Regions from separate parts of the Homo sapiens genome. Here region 1 is linked to region 2. The links are chromatin loops, found by intact Hi-C in ENCODE. Cell type or tissue: Caco-2. All regions are shown on one strand. Links, peaks and the distances in the headings refer to the core of each region. The heading gives the core; the rest is flanking DNA.

Region 1 (8,896 bases), core at 6,397-8,896, 180 kb before region 2:
TCTTTATATCTAGCTCAGGGATTGTAAGCACACCAATCAGCACCCTGTGTTTAGCTCAAGGTTTGTGAATGCACCAATGGACACTCTGTATCTAGCTGCCCTGGTGGGGACGTGGAGAACCTTTATGTCTAGCTCAGGGATTGTAAATACACCAATCAGCACCCTGTGTTTAGCTCAAGGTTTGTGAGTGCACCAATCGACACTCTGTATCTGGCTGCTCTGGTGGGGAGGTGGAGAACCTTTATGTCTAGCTCAGGGATTGTAAATACACCAATCGGCACTGTGTATCCAGCTCAAGGTTTGTAAACACACCAATCAGCACCCTGTGTTTAGCTCAAGGTTTGTGAATGCACCAATCGACACTCTGTATCTAGCTGCTCTGGTGGGGCCTTGGAGAACCTGTGTGTCCAAATTCTGTATCTAACTAATCTGATGGGGACGTGGAGAACGTTTGTATCTAGCTCAGGGATTGTAAACGCACCAATCAGCGCCCTGACAAAACAGGCCACTGGGCTCTACCAATCAGCAGGATGTGGGTGGGGCCAGATAAGAGAATAAAAGCAGGCTGCCGGACCAGCATTGGCAACCCGCTGGGGTCCCTTTCCACAGTGTGGAAGCTTTGTTCTTTTGCTCTTTACAACAAATCCTGCTACTGTTCGCTCTTTGGGTTAACTGCTTTTATGAGCTGTAACACTCACTGTGACAATTTGCAGCTTCACTCCTCAGCCCAGCGAGACCACGAGCCCACTGAGAGGAACGAACAACTCCAGACGCACTGGTTTAAGAGCTGTAACACTTAACGAAGAAAGTCTGCAGCTTCACTCCTGAGCCAGCGAGACCCCGACCACATCTGAGACCCTGAGCACATCTGAACATAAGAAAGGACAAACTCCAGGCGCGCCACCTTAAGAGTTTAACAGTCACCGCGAGGGTCCGAGATTTCATTCTTGAAGTCGGTGAGACCAAGAACCCACTAATTCCAGATACAATACCAAAATGTCTGATCACCCAAGGATGCAATCCTTTAGAATATATTTTCTGTGCCAACAACCACCAATACCAATCAGGTTGTTTTTGTTGTTTTTTTTTTTAAGTTGAAGTTCTTTTGAATATTAACCCCTTGTTTGATATATGTTTGATATATAATTGGCAAATATTTTCTCCCATTCTGTGGGTTGTGTTGTCTTTTCATTTTTTTTTTTTTTTTTTTTTTTTTTTGAGATGGAGTCTTGCTCTGTTGCCTAGGCTGCAGTGCAGTGGTGTGATCTTGGCTCACTGCAAGCTCCGCCTCCCGGATTCACACCATTTTTCTGCCTCAGCCTGCCGCGTAGCTGGGACTACAGGCGCCTGCCACCACGCCTGGCTAATTTTTTGTATCTTTGGTAGAGACCGGGTTTCACTGTGTTAGCCAGGATCGTCTCGATCTCTTGACCTTGTGATCTGACTGCCTTGGCCTCCCAAAGTGCTGGGATTACAGGCATGAGCTACCACGCCTGGCCTTTTTTTTTTTTTTTTTTTTAAAGGCAGTGTCTGTCACCCAGGCTGGAGTGCAGTGGCACAGTCTTAGCTCACTGCAACCTCCACTTCTTCAGTTCAAGTGATCCTCCCACCTCAGCCTCCCAAGTAGCTAGGATTACAGGTGTGCACAACCACACCAGCTCAATTTTTTTTATTTTTAATAGAGACGGGGTTTTACCACGTTGGCCGTGCTGGTCTTGAACTCCTGACCTCAAATGATCTGCCTGCCTCAGCCTCCCAAAGTGCTGGGATTACAGGTGTGAGCCATTGTTCCCCACCTTCACTCTTTTGATGGTGCCCTTTGATGCATAGAAGTTTTAAATTTTGATGTAGTCCAATTAACCTATTTTTACTTTTATTAGCTGTACTTTTGGTACAAGAAATCACTGCCAAATCCATTGTCATGAAGTTTTTCCTCTATATTTCCCTCTAAGAATTTTATAGTTTTAGCTATTACATTTAGGTCTTTGACCCATTTCGAGTTAATTTTTATATATGATGTAAGGTTAAGGTCTAATTTTATTCTTTTGCATGTGAGTGTACAGTTTTCCTAGCATCATTTATTGAAAAGATATGCTTTCTCTATTGAATGGTCTGTCTGGCAACTTTCTCAAAAATAATTTGACCATGTCTCCCAGAGAATGTGCTAAGGGACACCATTATTATACAATGGGTATGTGACAGAGTAAAGGCAATGCAGAAAAAAATTAATTTAACCATACATATGAAGGTTTATTTCTGGGCTCTCTCTTCTATTCCATTGGTCTATGTGTCTGTCTTTGTGCCAGCACCACATTGTTTTGCTTACTGTGGCTTTGTAATAAGTTGTTTTTTTTTTTTTTTTGAGACAGAGTGTTGTTCTGTCTCCCAGGCTGGAGTGCAATGGCACAATCTCGGCTCACTGCAACCTCTGCCTCCCGGGTTCAAGTGATTCTCCCGCCTCAGCCTCCTGAATAGCTGAGATTACAGGCGCCTGCCACCACACCCAGCTAATTTTTGTATTTTTTAGTAGAGACAGGGTTTCGCCATGTTGGCCAGGCTGGTCTCGATCTCCTAACTTCAGGTGATCCACCCACCTTAGCCTCCCAAAGTGCTGGGATTACAGGCGTGAGTCACCATGCCCGGCTGTAGTAAGTTTTGAAACAGGGAAGTGTTTAACTTTGTTCTTTTCCAAAATTGTTTTGGCTATACAGGGTCCCTTGAGATTTCATATGGAATTTTAGGATGGATTTTTGTATTTCTGCAAAAAAAAAAAAAAAAGCCATTGAGATTTTCATAGATATGGCATTTAATCTGTAGATTGCTTTGGATAGTATTGACTTCTTAACAATATTAAGTCTTCTAATACGTGAACACAGGATGTCTTTCCATTTATTTGTCTGGTCTTTAATTTCTTTCAACAAAGTTTTGTAGTTTTCAGTGTATATGTCTTTTACCTCCTTGGTTAAGTTTATTTCTAAGTATTTTATTCTTTTGATGCCATTGTAAATGGAATTTTAAAAAATTCCCTTTTCAGATTGTTCATTGTTAGTGTATAAAATGCAACTGGGAGGCTGAGGCAGGAGAATCACTTTAACTCAGGAGGCGGAGGTTGCGGTGAGCCGAGAGCACGCCATTGCACTCCAGCCTGGGCAACAAGAGCGAAACTCCATTAAAAAAAAAAATTTCCCTTCTTTTAATGAGCTAAGGATTTGCTTCTTTTTCCCCCTCAAAATCATGAATATTTTTATTTATTCATATTTTTAAGACAGCGTCTTGCTGTCACCCACGCTGGAGTGCAGTGACACAAACATGGCTCACTGCAGCCTTGACTTCCCATACTCAAGCGACCCTCCTGCCTCAGCCTACCAACTAGCTGGGACTACAGGTGCGCAACACTACTTCTGGCTAATTTTTGTAATTTTTTTTTTTTTTGAGAGATGGGGTTTCACCATGTTGCCCAGGCTGGTCTTGAACTCCTGGGCTCAAGTGATCTGCCTGCCACAAGTGCTGAGATTACAGGTGTGAGCGACTGTGCCTGGCCGTTGTTTTTTTTTTTTAATTGACAATTATATATATGGTGTACAATATGATGCTTTGAAATATATATACATTGTGGAATGGCTAAAGCAAGCTAATTAACATACACATTACCTCATATATATATATTATATATATATATTCTTTGGTGAGAACACTTAAATGTACTCTCTTAATTTTCAAGTATATAATATATGGTTATTAACTATAATCACCATGTTGTACAATAGATCTCTTGAATTTCTGCCTGCTGGTCTAACTGAAATTTTGTATCTTTTGACCCACATCTATCTAACCCAGCACCCCCAATCCCTGCTATCATTCTACTCTCTGCTTCTGTAAGTTCTTCTTTTTCAGATTTCACATATAAATAAGATCATGTGGGATTTCTGTGCCTGGCTTATTTCACTTAACATAATATGTCCTCCAGGTTCACCTATGTTGTCACAAATGACAGGTTTTGTTTTTCTTATTCAATGCTTTTTCTGAGACATAGGGCTTTTCTCTCTTACTCTGCTAATATGGTGATTTGTATTAATAGATTCACTAATATTAACTTTGCATTTCTGAAATGAAGTTTATCATTATGTATTTTTTCAACTATAGTGAATTTGGTGTGTTAATATTTTGTGTAGGAAATTTGCATTAATATATTCAAGTGAAATTCAGTAATTTTTTCTTTGGTTTTGTTATCAACGTTATATTAACTCTATCAAATGAGTTTATTTTTATTTATTTATTTGGAGGCAGAGTCGCAGAGTCTCGCTCTGTCACCCAGACTGGGGTGCATTAGCATGATCTTGGCTCACTGCAACCTCCGCCTCTTGGGTTCAAGCAATTCTTGTGCCTCAGCCTCTCAATTACCTGGAATTACAGGTGTGTGCCACCACATCCAGGTAATTTTTGTATTTTCAGTAGAGATGGGGTTTTTGCCATGTTGGCCAGGCTGGTCTCAAACTCCTGACCTCAAGTGATCTGCCCGCCTCAGCCTCCCAAAGTGCTGGGATTACAGGCTCAAGCCACCGCGCCCGGCAATCAGAGTTTAGTGTGTTATTTTTTGTATTTCTGGGGGAAAAATATGCATGAGATCAGAATTTTACAGAAATTCCCCCTTATTGCTTTCCTCAGTTTCAGGTAGATGAGGTCAACTATGGTCCAAAAATATTAAATTGAAAATTCCAGGCGGGGTGCATGGCTCACGCCTGTTATCTCAGCACTTTGGGAGGCCAAGGCGGGCGGATCACCTGAGGTCAGGAGTTTGAGACCAGCCTGAGCAACATGGTGAGACCCCGTCTCTACTAAAAAATACAAAAATTAACTGGGCATGGTGGCGGGCGCCTGTAATCCCAGTTACTAAGGAGGCTGAGGCAGGAGAATCCCTTGAACCCGGGAGGCAGAGGTTTCACTGAGCCGAGATCGTGCCATTGCACTCCCGCCTGGGTAACAGAGCAAGACTCTGTCTCAAAAAAAAAGAAAAGAAAAGAAAATTCCAGAAATAAACAATTCTTTAAGTTTTAAGTAGCATGCCATTCTGAGTAGCATGTTGGAATCTTAGTCATCCCACAGGAGATGTGAATCATCCCTTTGTCCGGCATATCCATACTGCATATGTTACCTGCCCATTAATCATGGAGTAGTCATCTGAGTTACCTGATGAAAAAATATAGTACTATACATAGGGTTTGGCACTATCTGTGGTTTCAGGTGCCCACTAGGGGTCTTGGAACGTATCTCCCAAGGATAAGGGAGGATTACTATATGTACCTTGAATGTTTGATGGAATTTGCCTGTAAAATCATCTTCTGTTAGTTTGATTTTGTGCAATGCATTTAAACTACTGATAAGTGGTTTCTTTCCTTTTCTTTTCTTTTCTTTTTTTTTTTTTTCTGACCCAGGGTCTCACTTTGTCACCCAGGATGGAGTGCAGTGGCAAGATCTCCGCTCACTGCAACCTCCGCCTCCCAGGTTCAAGCGATTCTCTTGCCTCAGCCTCTTGAGTAGCTGGGATTACAGGTGCCTGCGACCATGCGCAGCTAAGTTTTGTATTTTTAGTAGAGACGGGGTTTCGCCATGTGGGTCAGGCTTGCTTTGAACTCCTGACCTCAGGTGATCCAGCAGCCTTGGCTTCCCAAAGTGGTGGGATTACAGGCGTGAGCCACCGCGCCCGGCCTAGTTTTTGTTTCTAATCGCTAGTCTGTATTTGCAGTTTTAAGTTTCCTTTTTTCTCTCTTCTGCTTCTTTGCCTATCTTCCTAGAGGTATGCCAATTACATTAGTGTTTCCAAATACTTTAGTGGGCTTATTTTACTTTTGATTTCTGTTCTTATATGTGTCATTTTTTTTTTCATTTTCTTTTCTTTTCTTTTTATTTTTTGAGATGGAGTTTCGCTCTTGTTGCCCAGGCTGGAGTGCAATGGCGTGATCTTGGCTCACCGCAACCTCTGCCTCCTGGCTTAAAGTGATTCTCCTCCCTCAGCCTCCTGAGTGGCTGAGATTACAGGCATGCGCCACCATGCCTGGCTAATTTTGTATTTTTAGTAGAGACGGGGTTTCTCTATGTTGGTCAGGCTGGTCTCAAACTCCCGACCTCAGGTGATCTGCCTGCCTCAGACTCCCAAAGTGCTGGGATTACAGGCGTGAGCCACTGTGCCCGGACTGTTTTCTTTTCTTTTTTTTTCTTTTTTTTTAAGAGATGGAATCTCGCTATGTTACCCCGGAACTCTTGGCCTCAAGCGATCCTCCCATGCCTCAGTCTCCTGAGTAGCTGGAATTACAGTATGAGCCACCACGCCCAGCTGCTCTTACATTTATTGTTTTCTTCCTTACACCTCCTTTGAATTTATTCTGCTCTTCTTTTTCCTACTGCTTCCTTTTCTTTCTTTCTTTTTTTTTTAAACTTATTTATTATTTTTTTCTTTGGAAATTTTCTAGAAAATTACTGATTCTTTTTCTAGTTAAACAAGTCATTAATTTTTAGTCTTTCTTCTCTTAAACATAAACATTTAAACATTCTCTTAATTATAAACATTTAAGGCCAGGCATGGTGGCTCACGCCTGTAATCCCAGCATTTTGGGAGGCCGAGGGGAGTGGATCACTTGAGGTCAGGAGTTTGAGACCAGCCTGACCAACATGTTGAAACCCTGTGTCTACTAAAAATACAAAAATTAGCAGGGCATGGTGTTGCTGGCCTGTAGTCCCAGCTACTCTGGAGGCTGAGACAGGAGAATCACTTGAACCCAGGAGGTGGAGGTTGCAGTGAGCCGAGATGGTGCCACTGCACTCTAGCCTGGGTGACAGAGCAAGACTCCGTCTCAAAGCAAGCAAGCAAACAAACCAAAAAAACCATTTAAAGTCTTAATTTTTCTATGGCCCAATTTAGCTACCCACCACAACATTGATGAGTGATATTTTATTTTTATTCACTTATATGTGTTTTCTGTTTTCCATTGTTGTATCTTCTTTGACATTCAGGTCACATGAAAATGTGTTGTCTAATTTCCAAATGTGTAGGAATTTTTAGTTATCTTTTAAAAAATTAACTAGTAATTTAGTTGTTTGCAGTCTTCTATTTCCTTACCAAAGTTTTGTCTGTTTATTCGGACCTCCTCTGTAATATAGTTGTTGTTGGTTTTTAAATGCTGTCTTGAACCAGTTTTAAGGCGCTGGCTAAAGGCCAGTCAGTTCCCCTTTTTGAACAGCTAAGTTCACACCCCAATCACTTCTCTTATCAGACCCTCATACTCAGGGGCCACTATGCATTAGCCCTAATTGCCCTGAGGCCAGGTACCAGGCACTAGGGACAGCCCCTTTGCTCTGAACACACAAAATTATTCAAAATAGCCAATGGGCAGAAAGCCCTTGAAACCTAAGTAACCTCACATGCTTGCCACACATAAACTGCTAAGTAACCTCACATGCTTGCCATACATTAACTGCCCCTACAGCTCCGGCTCATTGTTACCTTGTCCCTGTTACTCCTGGTGTGGCCCTGCCTGGCAGGCTTCTCATTTTGAGCTGTAAATAACAGGTTTGAAGGCCTAATCACCGTAGCTCTGCAGCTGAGTCCTGTGGTGCTCCTCTTGAAGGCACAATTTCAGATATGCTGGTCCCTGTGGGTTGGTATGGTGCCAGAGCCTGGGCAATGTACCTTGATGACTTTGACCTTGAAATAAGGCTTGATGCACCAGGGGGCGCTGTAGTCTCATGTTCCAGCTTTCCTTCGTGTTGGAAGCATGCGCTGTACTGTGTACCAACATGGTTTGGGGTAGGCTTTGCAGAGTCTTTTGTTGGCCTGCTCCTTTCTGCTTAGGTTTCAGAAACGAAGCCTAATGGAACATGTGTCCATGTAAATGTCAGGAGTGTGAGTGTAGCCCTGACAGTGTTCCTCACTGGCTGGGTTGCCTTGAGCATACCACCTCCCGTCTCTGGGTTCCTACTTCTCCATCTATGAAATGGGCATTAATAAAACAATGATTCTGGCTGGGAGTGGTGACTCATGCCTGTAACCTCAGCACTTTGGGAGGCCGAGGCGGGTGGACATCTGAGGTCAGGAGTTCGAGACCCGCCTGAACAAAATGGTGAAACCCCATCTCTACTAAAAATACAAAAAAATTAGCCAGGTGTGGTGGCAGGCGCCTGTAATCCCAGCTACTTGGGAGGCTGAGGCAGGAGAATCCCTTGAACTGGGGAGGTGGATGTTGCAGTGAGGCAAGGTTGTGCCACTGCACTCCAGGCTGGGCAACAAAAGCGAAACTCCGTCTTGGGGGGAGAAAAAGACTCTTTTTTGGGGGCTGAGGTCCTTTTTTTTGGATGTTTAATTTTGAAACCCTTACTGAAGGGACACCTACTTAGTGTTTCTCCAGGACAGTAATGTTGTTACTTTGCCAACCTGAAGACTGACTGTCCCCAGGGCAGTAACCTCTGCAACTTGGAAACCTGAAACCTGTTTTTTACCTGAACCCTGACTTGGAAATTGAATGTGGCCCAAAAAGTCTAAATCCAAATATTTCCTGGGATCCCAGCAATGGCCAAGGGCATGCTCTGGGCTAGGCTATTTCAAGAGAGGAAGCTATTCCTGTGTATAGTATTTATCCTACTCATTTCTAATCACTGCTGCTGCGTTGTTGAACACCTGTATATACCAGCCACTATGCTAAGTGCTTTACAAATATTAGCTCATTTAGTTCCCTCACAGTCCTCAAGTATTATCATCCCTTTTTACAGATAAGAAAATTTAGGTTTACACAGCTAGTAAGTGGTGATACTGAGATCCAAACTCAGACTCAAAGCAAGTCCTCTCGACCAATGGGGCCACTAGAGCTCACACTCTGCCTCACTCATGGGACCAGGATGCATGTCT
Region 2 (9,815 bases), core at 6,927-9,426:
CCCTATATTGGCCATGCTAGAGGTATTTCTTTATAGCAATGTGAGAACAGACTAATATACCTGCTCTCAAACTTACATTTTTCTTTTCGTTCCATTTTAAAAACCAGTTTTATTGAGGTACTATTTATATACAATATATTTATCAATTTTAAGTGTATAATGCAGTAAGTTTTGACAAATACATCCAGTCCTGTAACTGCCATCATAGTTACGACATAGAATATTTTCATCACCCCTGAACAATTTCCTCTTGTCCTTTTGTAGTCAAGTTTTTGCTGTAACCCCTGACTTCTGGCAGCCACTGATCTGATCTCTGTCATAGTTTTCCCATTTTCCTTAATTCAGATTATTATCAAGGGCCTGCTACTTTTTGAATTGAACTAAATAAGAAATGTACCCATCATAAGCAAAGTAGAAAAATCTAGATATAAAGTAACTCACTGATTGACTTCTTCAAGGGCCAGTGTGGCTTCTTCAGAGCTAATGAGAGCTAGCTTGGTGGTGGTCTTGGTTCCCTTTGAGATTTCATGACTGTCTCCCTTCACGCCCAAGAGCGAGCTTCACTGGCTTCTCCATGCCTTTCAGAGCCTGTTCATCCGAGCAGTGCGGGCATACAACGGTGAGAACTGGAGAACATCCATCACAGACATGGAGCTGGCCCTTCCCGACTTCTTCAAAGCCTTTTACGAGTGTCTCGCAGCCTGCGAGGGTTCCAGGGAGATCAAGGACTTCAAGGATTTCTACCTTTCCATAGCAGGTTGGTGGTAGGTCAATAGGCTCACTACTCCCATGGAATAGTCTTCCTTAGATGTCTGGTTTCTGCCTGCATGCCTGCTAGATGCCTGGAGCAGCCTCTGAGGAATTTTTGAGCATACTTATTAACGGGTAACTGAGGGTAGTCACCACCTGCATAGATAAACCTTTGACTTGGCAGGGGCTTCTAGTGAAATCACTGAGAGAAGGTTCAAGCACAGGCCTGCCAAGGTAGAATTCTGTGTCTGCCCTACTTGCTTACAGATTTCCTACAGTCATTTTGAAAAATAAAAATGGGCCCAGGAGCACCTCAGTGACTCACATTACTGAGATAACTTTGATGATGGCAATTTTCCAACACATATAAAGGTAGAATGAACCTTTAAGTGGCCATCACTAAGGTAGCTTTTTGAAATTTTCTTTTCTGATTATAAAACAATGTGTGCTCATTATAGGAAGTTTGGAAAACACAGAAAGGAAAAATGAAGAAAGGAAGAAAATGTAAAACTCTACACATAGGTAGCCCAGATTTCTCTATAGTGCCTAGACATTTCCCAAGTGCTTTACTGGGCAGCATCACTCCAGAAACTGGGAAATGGCTAAGGGAAGCTCTTTCCCAAAGTGGTTTGAGAACACTGATCCTAGAACTGTGCCTTCCTGAAAGCACTAGATAAGTAAAATCTGGACTGTACCTTGGATAAAGGTATCATGTCTATGTACTTGTAAATAAGTCTGGGAATGGGCTGAGCACTGACTGCATCTCCCACTTGAAGAATCATTGTGCACTTTAATGGTTAAAGGCCCTTAGAAATCCTGCAGTAGAGAAGCTCTTTTAAAGTTATTGAATCCAGCGTTTTCGGTTTTGTTTTTTTTTTTCAGTCACTTTTTATTCATTAATCTCTTTCTACAAAGTAGGTTTTTTTTTTTTTTTTTTTTTTTTGCCTTAAGAAAACTTCTTGTTATGGAAAATTTCAAACATACACAAAAAACAGAGAGAAGAGTAGATAAACCACCATGTACCCATGACCCAACTTCACAATTGTCAACTCATGGCTACTTGAGCTTCCTCTAATTCCCACCTACTTTTCCTCTCATGTTATTTTGAAGCGGATTCCAAATGCCATATTATTTCATTTGTAATATTTCAGTATATACCTTTAGAAGGTAAGGACTCTTTGTTTTTTAAACATAACACCAAACTATTACCCCTGTAAGAATTTTAACAATCATTCTTTGATCTCATCATTAAATACCTAAACAGTGTCCCAATCATTTCAGAAATGTCATAAATACATGTGTGTGCCTTTAATTTACCATTTGTTTGAATCAGGATCCAAATAAGGTCCATCCATTGCAATGGGTTATCTCTTGAAAATTTTTATTGTGGTAAAATATACGTTAATATGAACTTTATTATTTTAGCCATTGTTCAATGTACACTCCAGTGGCATTGACTACATTCACATGATTGTGCAACCATCAGCACCATCCATCTCTAGAACTTTTTATGTTTCCCCAAATTGAAACTCTGTATGCGATAACTCCCCATATCCCCTTCCCCCCAGCCACTGGCAACAACCTTTCTACTTTCTGTCTTTGTGAATTTGACTACTCTAGATACATCACGTAAGTGGAGTCATACAGTATTTGCCTTTTTGTGACTGACTCATTTCACTTGGCATAATGTCCTCGTTTCATCCATATTGTGGCAAGTTGGTTATCTTTTATGGCTCGTTTAATCCATAGGTTCTTCCGCCATATCTTTTCCCCTTTGCTATTGAAGAATCTGCATTTTTTGTCCCGTAGAGATTCCCATGGTCTGGGTTTTGCTGACTGTATCCCCATGTTCCTCTGTCTTCTGTATTTCTTGTAAATCGGTAATTGGATGTAGAGGCTTGAACAGGCTCGGTTTGATTTTGTTTTAGGGTTTTAAATTTTGGTGGGAGTCAACTGCTTCATAGTTGATGCTGAGTTCTTTCATCAGGAGGCACATAATGTCTGTGGTTTCTCTCCATCTATCTTTGATACAGCTAAGATATATATGTATTGTAAATCAAAGAGTATCTGAGACAAGTCTCAATCAATTTAGACAGTTTATTTTGCCAAGTTAAGGATGTACTTGTGACACAGACTCAGGAGGTCCTAACAACATATGCCCAAGGTACTCAGGGCACAGTTTGGTTTTATACATTTTAGGGAGACATGAGACATCAATCAATATATGTAAGATGTACATTGCTTCAGTCCAGAAAGGCAGGACAACCCAAAGTGGGAGGGGGTTTCCAGGTCATAGGTAGGTGAGAGACAAATGGTTGCATTCTTTTGAGTTTCTGATTAGCCTTTCACTGAATATGCAATTTGCAGGAATAGTCACTTATGCTTTAGTCTGGCTTAGTGAAACAACAGAGCAAAGGAAACAACCATATATACATTTGTTCCATGTGAGCAGAGGGATGACTGAGTTCTGCCTGTCCTTTGTCCACAAAAACTTCCTTGTGGGCAAATTATGAGAGAGATTTGTGGCTTTTTTTTTTTTTTTTTAAATTTTTGTAGCTATCTTATTTAGGAATAGGATGGGAAACACATTTGTCCTACATGGTTCCCAGCTTGACTTTTCCCTTTGGCTTAGTGATTTTGAGGTCCTGAGATTTATTTTCCTCTCACAGTATAGATATATAGATATTTAGAGTTTCTTTAGTTTTTATTTTTAAATAATTTCAAACTTGTAGAGAAGTCGGAAGAATCATACAAAGAACTCTCATGTACACCTTACCTAGATTCACCAATTTGTAACATTGATTGTGCCACATTTACTTTATTGCTCTCTCCATATGTGCTGTGGGTATAATTATTATTGTTATTATTTTATTTATTTATTTATTTATTTTTGACATGGAGTTTCCCTCTTGTTGCCCAGGCTGGAGTGCAACGGCGCGATCTCGGCTCACTGCAACCTCTGCCCCTTAGGTTCAGGCAATCCTCCTGCCTCAGCCTCCCGAGTAGCTGGGATTACAGGCATGCACCAACACGTCTGGCTAATTTTTATATTTTTAGTAGAGACGGGGTTTCACCACGTTGGCCAGGCTGGTCTCGAACTCCTGACCTCAGGTGATCCACCCACCTCGGCCTCCCAAAGTGCTAGGAGTACAGGCGTGAGCCACCGCACCCGGCCTATTATATTTTATTTTTGAGACTGAGTCTCACTCTGTCGCCCAGGCTGGAGTGCAGTGGTGCGATCTTGGCTCACTGCAACCTCTGTCTGCCGGGTTGAAGCAATTCTCCTGCCTCAGCCTCCTGAGTAGCTGGGACTACTGGCAGGCGCCACCACACCTGGCTAATGTTTTGTATTTTTAGTAGAGACAGCGTTTTGCTGTGTTGGCCAGGCTGGTTTCAAACTCCTGACCCCAAGTGATCCGCCCGCCTTGCCCTCCCAAAGTGCTGGGATTATAGGCTTGAGCCACCGCACCCAGCTCTGTATAATTATTTTTATTTCAGAACTATTTGGAAGTATGTTGCACATGCATTATTACTCTTTACCCCATTATACTTCAGTTTATTTCCTAAGAACAATAATATTATCTAAATATCCATAGTAATTAAATTCAGGAAACTTAATATACTAGATACAATGCTTGTATTCAATCTGTAGTTCATATTCTCTTTTTGTTAATTGTCACAATAATGTTCTTTCTAGCACCTTTTTTTTTCCTGGTACAGGTTCCAGTTCAGAATCATGCTTCCTATTTATTTGTCATCTTCCTTTAGAATTCTTTAATCTGGAACAATCCTTTGGCCTTCTTTGTCTTTTTATGCCAATGATATTTTTTAAGAATATAGGCTAATTACTTTGTCAACATTCCTCAATTTGGGTTTCTATTATGTGTCTTCACAGTTACATTCAGGTTGTGTATTTTTGGCTGGACCGCTATATAAATGTCCTCCTCAGGATATCACGTCAAGATATGTATGATGTTTGTTTGCACCCTTATTGTTGATGTTAATTTTTTGTTGTTGGTGGTAGTAAGTATGTAAGGCTTTTTTGTTGGTGATGGTAGTAAGTATGGAGGCGTGTTTTCAGAGTCAACCAAAGTGGAAATAATAGTTCAAAGAGTAAATGTTTCTGTAAATTAATTTTAGTGTTTTAAGGTATCATTTTGTACTTCCTACCAGCAATGTTTGAAAGTGCCTGTTCCTCCACAGTCTTATGAAATGTGTGCAACCCTTCTGGAGTCTTTTGCTTCTAGCTGCATAAAGGGAGAAAAGGGAGGGAGCCAAGGATCATGTGGGAGATTTTAGGGATTAGGCCTGGAAGTAGCATTCCTTAATTGTTACTCTCAACATGTCATTGGCCACGACTAGTCATATGGCCCCAACCTAGCTGCATGGGAATTGTAGTCTTTGACTATATTTAGGTTCACCTTACTCTCTTTCAAAGGCTGTGTAGATTCTGTTATTTTTATATACTGTAATTTATTAATCCTCATCCTATTGATTGGCATTTAGGTACTTACAAGTTTGTTTGTTTGTTGTTATAAACAGTGTTTATGTATGCCTGTGTCTAAAGAAAATTTCCTAGAAGTAGACAGCTGGGTTGGAAAATATGTGTATTTTAACCTTTGATAAATTTTGCCAAATTGTTCTCCAAAAAGTTTGTTCCTGTTTTGCTTCCATCAACAGAATATGAGAGTGTAAGTTTCACTGTTCTCTTCTTAATACTACAGTATGAATTTGTAAAACTTTTGCAATTTGGTAGTTTAAATTATTTTGGGGGTAATTGTATTTCCTAATTACAAAAGAGGTGTAGTGTCTCTCAATGTTTTTTAGACATTTTAATAATTTCTATTAATATCATTTGGCCATTTATATAGTGGATGTTCATCTTTTTCATATTGATTTGAAACAACTTTGTATATTAAAGATTTTCAGCTCCTTGTAGGTGTTGAAAATATTTTTCTTTTTCTTTTTTTTTTTTTTTTTTTGGAGACGGAGTCTTGCTCTGTTGCCCAGGCTGGAGTGCAGTGGCGCGATCTCGGCTCACTGCAAGCTCCACCTTCCGGGTTCACGCCATTCTTCTGCCTCAGCCTCCTGAGTAGCTGGGACCACAGGCGCCCACCACGACGCCCAGCTAATTTTTTGTATTTTTAGTGAGACAGGGTTTCACTGTGTTAACCAGGATGGTCTCGATCCTCCTGACCTTGTGATTCGCCCGCCTCAGCCTCCCGAAGTGCTGGGATTACAGGCGTGAGCCACCGCGCCCGGCCTGTAAATATTTTTCTTTTAACTTTTTCATTTGGGCAGGAGGCAGTAGCATATTAAGAAAGTAATGGATCCACTGCTCTGAAAATTTATATGTTTTGTTTCAGATCATTATGTAGAAGTTCTGGAATGCAAAATACAGTGTGAAGAGAACCTCACCCCAGTTATAGGAGGCTATCCGGTTGAGAAATTTGTGGCTACCATGTATCATTACTTGCAGTTTGCCTATTATAAGTGTAAGTAATCTTCTGTGACATCTTGGGTGAGGCACTTAGTCCTTCTAAGACTGTAAAATAGAGGTAATAACTCTTAGCTACGGTTGTTGAGAGTTCATCAAGGTCCACTGACAACCCTGGTGCTATGCTTTGCACAAAAAGGCAGCATGGCTTAGTGATTCAGGGCAGAGCCTGTAACCACAGTGCCTGGGTTCGATTTCAGCCTTATCACTTACTAGCTTCTCTGTGCTTTAGTTTCCTCATTGTGAATAGAGATTGTAGTACTAACCTCATAGGATTGTCCTGAGGAGTAAATGAGTTAATAGATGTGAAATGTCTGGGGTATTCCCACACTGGCACATAGCAAACTGTGTGTTTGTTTTTGTTATCATTATTTCCCTTCCTCCTTATCACTAGCTTTACTTTTCAGACTGTTAGAGTTTATTTTCTTTTCTTTTTTCTTTCTTTCTTTTCTTTTCTTTTTTTTTTTTTTTTTTTTTTTTTGAGACAGAGTCTTGCTCTGTTGCCCAGGCTGGAGTGCAGTGGTGTGATCTTGACTTACTGCAACCTCCGCCTCCCAGGTTCAAGTGATTCCCCTTCCTCAGCCTCCTGAGTAGCTGGGATTACAGGTGTGTGCCACCACGCCTAGCTAATTTTTTGTAATTTTAGTAGATATGTGGTTTCACTATCTTGGCCAGGCTAGTCTTGAACTCCTGACCTCAAGTGATCCACCCACTTCAGCCTCCCAAAGTGCTGGGATTACAGGTGTGAGCCACTGCGCCCGTCCTGTTAGTTTCATTCTAGTTGGTCCTCCCTTGATCTGAAATGGGAGTTTCTCAATCAGAACGTTCTAGTGGACAATGGGAAGCAAACGTGGGAGAGAAGGAAGTTCAGGGTTAGACTTCAGAGCCTGCGTGTTTCGGCTTTTCCTCCTCTCCCTGTACCTGACTTTGCCAAGTGCCACTTGTTCAAGCAGTGTGTCCCTTGGCAGTTCAGTTCCAAGCACAGAAGAATTATTAGGGAAAGTGGCAGTAGGACTTCCTCTGCCCTAATGAAATGCCAGGGTCTAGCGGTGGCAGGTTTCTGGCTAGAATAGATCCCCTGGGTCGCCCCTTCACACTCAGGAGTGGCTGGTCTCAGGGTGCCTTGGGAAGAGTGAGAGAGGTGATCTTGGCTTTAGCCCTCCTTTCCCACTGTGGTAATTGTGTTTTTTTTTTGCGGGGGGGGGTTCCTCTTTATCTCACCTCCCATCCTCTTCAGAACACGTAAGCCTTGCACCCTGAAGGTCAGAAAAAGAAAAAGAATATGTATTATATAAATATAAAAAGCCATAAGGTCTTCTAGCTCACTGAGCATGGCTTGGTTCTAAATGTATAAAGCTAGAACACTAGGAATTTAGAAGTGTTCTGGATGCATGCGGGCTCTGGCAGCTCCCTGGGCCTCTGAAATCCTCACGTGCCCTGAAAATCGCCCTGCATATCAGAAACTGGCAAAGACTTATCAACACTGGTGGACTGAGGCCTCTAGCTATGCTTGCTGCTTCCCAGGAAATCTGCTTTCGGGGATCAACAGTATGAATGAAGTGTACTTCCTGAAATGAGCTTCCTGAAAATCTGCCCCGTTTTGAATTTTTTCTAGACCACCTACCATGCTACATTGCTTGAGGGCAGGTGGTATTATTTATATTTGAAGAGTAAATGTCCCTAAGAGCTGGCTTTAAAGTAGTCATTACAGGAAACAGCCACTGGGTGGCACAATTTATTCATACCCAAGCTTTGGCTTCTCCGGCCAACCACAGCTTTAGCAAAGGTACTGTTGTGTAAATTAGAGTGGAATGTGCCAGAATACATACCAGGGGCTTGTGTCTCATCACCTCTTCCTCATCCTGCACTCCCAAGACAAATCCCAAGCCCTGCAAAATCCCTATGCTGAAGGTACTGTCACAGGTGGGCAACACCAAGCAGAGAGGCTGGAGGTGGGAGTTCCAACCTCAGGAGGTGGCAAAACTAGGCGACTTTCCAAATCCCCTCCAACCCAGAGGCTCCACCATCCTTTGGGTTTTCCAGGTCTGGTTTAGCTGTAGGGGAGCTAACCTAGATCTGGAGACTGTGGTCCCATCCAGATGGGATCCAGACACTCTAGGACCCAGATGAGACACCTGTTTGCTGAGCACATCCTCCCTATCTCCCTCAGCCCCAGGACAATCCAGCTTTTTCCAGCTGCTTCCAGGGACCTGAGACCAGCTCAGGTCACCAGAGCTGGAAGTGGAACATAGGCATTTCTCCATAGGCATGTGCCTAACTAGAACTAAGTTTCAAGCCTGGCCTCCAGGCTGCCGTGGAGACCCCATCTGTGGCCTGCCCACCCAGGGCTGCCAGTCGGCCCCAGGCTCTCTGAAGAAGGACTGTGGAGAAGGGGCTTGTTCATATGGCCTTTTTGTTTAGAAGCAGAGAAATTATAGGGTGTGGTTTGCTGATTTCTTCATTTGTCTTTTCTTCCCAACCCTAGTGAACGACCTGAAGAATGCAGCCCCCTGTGCAGTCAGCTATCTGCTCTTTGATCAGAATGACAAGGTCATGCAGCAGAACCTGGTGTATTACCAGTACCACAGGGACACTTGGGGCCTCTCGGATGAGCACTTCCAGCCCAGACCTGTAAGTCTGGTGCACCACACCTTCCCTTTTCTCTTCATTCTTGCCTTCTGGAGACTACCTCGTGCCTTAAGAGAAAGGGTTATTTTGGAAATAAAGGGGCTGGGCGCGGTGACTCATGCCTGTAATCCCAGCACTTTGGGAGGCCGAGGCGGGCGGATCATGATGTCAGGAGTTCGAGACCAGCCTGGCCAACACGGTGAAACCCCATCTCTACTAAACATACAAAAATTAGCCAGGCGTGGTGGCACGTGGCTGTAGTCCCAGCTACTTGGGAGGCTGAGGCAGAAGAATCGCTTGAACCCAGGGGCAGAGGTTGCTGTGAGCCGAGATTGCGCCAAAAAAAAGGAAATCAAGGAAAAGTCATTTTTTTCTGTAGTTTTGTGCATGTGTGTGTTTTAACATTTTACTGCTTCATTCTGATTTCTGAATCTGTAAAAACTCTACAAATTTCAAACATTACAGAAATATTTTACTTTGAAAACAAAATTCTCTCATAATCCTACACCTTCTTTCTCTCTCGGAAAACAAAATTCTCTCGTAATCCTACACCTTCTCTCTCTCTTTTTTTTTTTTTTTGAGACAGAGTCTTGCTCTGTCACCCAGGCTAGAGTGCAGTGGCGTGATCTTGGCTCACTGCATCCTCTGCCTCCTGGGTTCAAGCGATTCTCTTGCCTTAGCCTCCCGAGTAGCTGGGATTACAGGCGTGCACCAACATATCACACTAATTTTTGTAGTTTTAGTAGAGATGGGGTTTCGCTGGGCTAGTCTCGAACTCCTGGCTTCAGGTGATCTGCCCACCTCAGCCTTTCAAAGTGCTGGGATTTACAGGCATGAGCCACTGCGCCCAGCCTGTGCCATCTCTTTATCTCCTGCTTTAAAGGTATATATTTACTCATATATATAGTAAATATTTGTGTATTTTTATAAAAACAAGGTC

The links. Hi-C counts contacts between places; a loop is a spot of excess contacts. Peaks named below come from ENCODE experiments on the same cell type or tissue, not always from the same donor. Only the 100,000 strongest peaks of a DNase experiment are listed, where the experiment ranks them.
Region 1: it touches region 2 in a loop (9-fold over the local background); 12 of 110 quality-filtered maps call a loop at or near these places.

The regions. Positions count from the first base shown.
Region 1 is chr3:32,940,168-32,949,063 of GRCh38, forward strand. No RefSeq gene overlaps it. Among named protein-coding and RNA genes, the nearest start is that of CCR4, 7.0 kb to the right of the region's middle. RefSeq lists an enhancer at 1-138. In Caco-2, for the core only: a CTCF peak has its summit at 7,731 (motif pointing right); a DNase peak (open chromatin) is centred at 7,754.
Region 2 is chr3:33,123,823-33,133,637 of GRCh38, forward strand. It overlaps CRTAP (cartilage associated protein), which reads left to right. Exons shown (of 7, transcript NM_006371.5): 3 at 586-757; 4 at 6,117-6,245; 5 at 8,733-8,878. Among named protein-coding and RNA genes, the nearest start is that of CRTAP, 15 kb to the left of the region's middle. RefSeq lists an enhancer at 7,868-7,917. In Caco-2, for the core only: a CTCF peak has its summit at 7,983 (motif pointing right); DNase peaks (open chromatin) are centred at 8,009, 8,363 and 8,789.